2 separate regions of the Homo sapiens genome follow, and region 1 is linked to region 2. The links are chromatin loops, found by intact Hi-C in ENCODE. Cell type or tissue: PC-3. All regions are shown on one strand.

Region 1 (2,500 bases), 380 kb after region 2:
AGTTTTCGCGGGGCCCAGTGGCTCACGCCTATAATCCCAGCACTTTGGGAGGCCGAGGTGGGCAGATCACCTGAGGTCAGGAGTTTGAGACCAGCCTGGCCAACGTGGTGAAACTCTGTCTCTACTAAAAATACAAAAATTAGCTGGGTGTGGTGGCTCATGCCTGTAATCCCAGCTACTCGGGAGGCTGAGGCAGGAGAATCGCTTGAACCCGGGAGGCAGAGGTTGCAGTGGGCCAAGATCATGCCACTGCACTCCAGCCTGGGCAACAGAGTGAGACTCCATCTGGAAAAAAAAAAAAAAAAAAAAAAAAAAAAAAGAGTTAAGTGCTGACCCAGGCCTTCAGGTAGCCCAGGATTATATTTTATGAGGCATATATTTACCCATGTGTTTTTTTTAGAATTATGCTTCATCAACTTGATAAGATCAATTATTCAGGGGTACTCTATCATCCTTCTGCTTGGTCTCTTTGAATAGTGGGATTACTGGTTATTATTTTTTCTTTTTTATACTTTTCTGTATTTTCAGAATTTTTTAAATGAGTGTCTATTGCCTTTATAGTTAGGAAAATCAATAAAGCTATTTATTATCAATGTGGACTCATGTATTTTTAATTTATAAAATGGATTATCACATTATGCATTATAATAAACCTATTTGAAATTTTACATGTGACAGGAGAGTATTTATTTCTACCCCACAAAGAGTAACAAAATAATACATAAAAATAAGAAGTTTGGATTGTCCAAACAGTAGCCATTAAGAAGAGAATGTACTTTATGTTAAGGATGCTTCTCCCTAAGAGGCAAGCCAGTTAAATGAAAAAAGTAGAATCCTGGATAAATATAGAAAATGTTTGCAGAAGGAAATTTTATTTCATTGCCTCAGTCCTAAACGGCATTAGCAAATACTGCAAAGTAATGAAGGAGGTCATTAAGAAGGAACTAGAAACGCCTTCCAATGTTATGGAAGAAATTCTGACATCTTAATTATATTCTGCCACCTAGTGACAAAGGAAGATTAACATACTTGCTTAGCCCGGCTACAACAGCAGAGAGGCCTGCCCTCCATCATCTGGACACCAGAGCCATGGCCTGACTGCCAGGGCAAGCCTGATCCTACAAGCGCTTGGTGCACAGCATCCTCTCTCTGCTTCTGCTCACAACTCTGGGAGACACTGCAAATATGGTCAAAAGCCACGGAGCTGTTCAGTCTGTGGCTGACAGACTTCCTATGGAGCCAGGTCTACCCTCTGCCACTCAGCACAGTGCACTGGGAACTTTGCTGTCTCCTGCCTGTTGCTAAGGACTTCCAGGGAGAAACAAATTACGAGACTAAAAAGGCATGGCTCACATTGGGCAATTTCATCCCTAACTTCCACTGGACTTAAAAAGAGGAATAAATACAGTGATCCCCTTACCCTGAAATGGGATAACTTTTTTATTTTTATTTTTATTTTTTTTTTTTTGAGACAGAGTCTCGTTCTGTCGCCCAGGCTAGAGTGCAGTGGCGCGCTTTTGGCTCACTGCAACCTCCGCCTCCTGGGTTCAAGCAATTCTCCTGTCTCAGCCTCCAGAGTAGCTGAGACTACAGGTGCACATCATCACACCTGGCTAATTTTTATATTTTTAGTAGAGACGGGGTTTCTCCATATTGGTCAGACTGCTCTGGAACTCCTGATCCCAGGTGATCCAACTCGCCTAGGCCTCCCAAAGTGCTGGGATTACAGGCTTGAGCCACCGTGCACGGCCTGGCATAACTTTTATGCACAAATCTTTGCGATTACACGAGGTGATAGGCACAAAAACTATTGATTCCCCCAATATAAATTGGGGAAGGAGTGGATGTTCTCAAAGCGCATTCGGGGCAGCCACACACCACCTGGAAGAAGCTTCGGGTCTCGTGGATGTGGCCCAAGTGAAGTGGTGGCCCATCATGCATTGCGATGGTGGGTAGGCGGGTAGGGGCGGGGCTAGGGCCGGAAGTAGAACTGTGGCCTCCATGGCCACTTGGGACCCCAGAGGTTCTATGCAAGAAACATAGACTCACCGTGATTCTTTTTTTTCTTTTCTTTTCTTTTGTTTTCTTTTCTTTTCTTTTCTTTCTTGTTTTGTTTTTTTGAGGCGGAGTTTCACTCTTGGTTGCCCAAGCTAGAGTGCAATGGCATGATCTCGGCTCACTGCAACTTCCACCTCCCAGGTTCAGGTGATTCTCCTGCCTCAGCCTTCCGAGTAGCTGGGATTACAAGCATCTGCCACCATGCCCAGCGAATTTTTGTACGTTTAGTAGAGATGGGGTTTCGCCATGTTGACCAGGCTGGTCTTGAACTCCTGATCTCAGGTGATCTGCCCGCTTCTGCCTCCCAAAGTGCTGTGATTACAGGCGTGAGCCTGCCTCCCAAAGTGCTGTGATTACAGGCATGAGCCATTGTGCCCCGCCCACTATGATTCTTTAGAGGCTCTTTGGGGTCTCCTCTGTGCTTCTGTCAGCAGTTTCAGTC
Region 2 (2,500 bases):
TAAAATGGTACTTTTTACCTCATAGGGCAGGTGTTGAGAATTAAATGAAGTGCATGACAACACAGTAAACACTTGAAAACTGAAGCTAAGTGGGTTTTTTTTTTTTTTTTACTTAATGTAAACATTACCATTACAAAGTGCCAAGTTTTTTGAATCTGGAAAAGTTCTTTTGGGCTTTTCTACAGATAGAAGAATGTTTTAGTCAAGGCTCATGGGTAGGGCCAGGCAAGGTGGCTCATGCCTGTAATCCCAGCACTTTGGGAGCCCAAGGCAGAAGGATCACCTTAGGTCAGGAGTTTGAGACCAGCCTGGCCAACGTATAGTGAAACCCCATCTCTACTAAAAATACAAAAATTAGCTGGTTGTGGTGGCGCATGCCTGTAGTACCAGCTACTTGGGAAGCTGAGGAGAATCGCTTGAACCCGGGAGGCGGAGGTTGCAGTGAGCCAAGATCATGCCGCTGCACTCCAGCCTGGACGACAGAGCGAGATTCTGTTTCTCAAAAACAAAAACAAAAAGCAAAAACAAAACCTCATGGGTAACATATTTTCATCTAAATTACCTGCCTTTTTATTTTTCAATAAAGTTTTTTCCTCTCCCTCGTCATTGTTCACGAAGAAACAGTGTTCTATGATTTCATTAAAGTCACTATAACATGAACTTCAAGATAGGAGGATGAAGTTGTGATGCTGATGCTCAGGGGGCATCTTGGCTCACTTGAAGCCAAGATTTTTCTGCACACAAAGTTCAGATCTGTGCCACAGGAAAAGGACTGCTCACGACACTGTCACAGCCATTCCTGAGGTCACAAATAGAGACAGCCTCTTGTACTTCCTCAAAAGGACTGTTTGACAGGGATTCTTCAAGTAGCAAAATAAGCAGACATCTCTTTCTGAAACTGATTCTTAATGAGCTATGAAAAATACATTTACATTTATCAGCACTGCTCATATGTTGTCTGCACAGCACTTATTACAGGAAAAAAGGAAGGAATCACCGATATTAGTATCATTTCTGTTTCCATATCTACTTCGCCTTCCTGCTCACCATTGCCACCACCCCCAGCACCTTCCCAGTATAACTGCTACATTGTGTCCTTATATTTTTGGTTGAATAAACAAAAGGACACTGAAGGCTGCCTTTGTAGCTTCCCCTATACCAAGTGAACATTTATTAAATAAGCTCAGCTACAGAGCATTTTCAGAAATCTCAGTGCAGCTTCATAATCATTAAGCAGAATATTTATCTAAAAACCTCTAACACTTAATACCAGTTACTCAGTATCTTAACCAACATGAAAATACAAAACAACCTTTTATTTTCAAGTAGTCCCCTCAGTTCTCTTTTATGATTAAGGGAACATTTGAATCTTTTCTAAAGTTTTTCCTTTTGATCCAAATCACTTCCCCTCTACTTTTCTAATGGCTTTATAACCCTTCAACAGTAGGTGGTGCCACAAATGCACAAAAGTAAATTTCTGTAGACCAACAGAACTGTCACAGCTTTATTTTGTGACTCATTATATTACAACATAGAAATATGCATTTTAATACTTCATATAAAGTTATTGACATACAAAATTTTTTTTCTTTTTTCCTTTTAATGAAAATGATTTAACTTAGAAATCTGTTGTGAAACTTTTGTCTAGTTTTGCAATTCTCAGATATTCCAGTGCAAAAATAGATCCCATTACAGACAGCGTAAAGTGCTTGGAATGAGGGCCAATGATGAACAAAGAGCACAAAAACAGCTTCATCTTAGGGTATAAGAAGGGATAATAGCATACCTAAATCCTTATGGAAATAGAAACATTCTAAGGGGGATGCAACAATTTTGAAAAGAATTAGAGCAATATTTCTACAGTATTACATTATTACTAGTAGATAATAACAAGGGTACAAATTAATGTCTCAATATCAAAGTGGTTCAGTATTACATGACACATGGCTCTTTGGAAAATATTTTACCTGATATATACAACCACAAGAAGAAAACACAGACAAATGGCTTTAGTCAATGATTACTATACAGTGAATGAATGATGTGCAACATTTAATAGTCACAAAGCATTTGCTTTCAGTACAGATAATGAAATACAGTAGTGTGAGGTTTGGTTGTTTTTTAACAATGAATTGTGCTGGGCATTTATGTATAGAGGGCTTATTATTTTCTTCTGTATTTCTCATATTCACAGTTGTTAATAAGTTTTCTGAGGTGTCCCAAAGATGCAAAAGCAGAAATTTTTGAACACGTATTTTGAGAATTTCTGAAACTCACATAGGTACATTCCACAGGGAATATACAGAAATTTTGCTTGATTGAGTATAGAGTTGGTAAAAATTTCTACCACAATTAGGTTTACACAGGAAAATGTAAAAAATTACTATTTTAAAAGGTAACACAGTATTAATGAAGATGTATAACTATAGATTGTTTCTAGCTTCAGAAGAGGTCCTTTCAATCTGTATTAAAATGTTGTGTTTTCTTCAAAATAGTTCAC

Evidence for each region. A loop is a pair of places that touch in the nucleus more often than their neighbours do. Peaks named below come from ENCODE experiments on the same cell type or tissue, not always from the same donor. Only the 100,000 strongest peaks of a DNase experiment are listed, where the experiment ranks them.
Region 1: it touches region 2 in a loop (27-fold over the local background); 23 of 110 quality-filtered maps call a loop at or near these places.

What each region holds. Positions count from the first base shown.
Region 1 is chr9:105,156,264-105,158,763 of GRCh38, forward strand. No RefSeq gene overlaps it. Among named protein-coding and RNA genes, the nearest start is that of SLC44A1, 87 kb to the right of the region's middle. In PC-3, a CTCF peak has its summit at 998 (motif pointing left); no DNase peak of the experiment used is centred here.
Region 2 is chr9:104,779,528-104,782,027 of GRCh38, forward strand. It overlaps ABCA1 (ATP binding cassette subfamily A member 1), which reads right to left. Exons shown (of 50, transcript NM_005502.4): 50 at 1,479-2,500. It also overlaps a transcript of NIPSNAP3B not described here. Among named protein-coding and RNA genes, the nearest start is that of NIPSNAP3B, 17 kb to the left of the region's middle. In PC-3, a CTCF peak has its summit at 1,444 (motif pointing right); a DNase peak (open chromatin) is centred at 1,464; H3K27ac peaks cover 411 bases.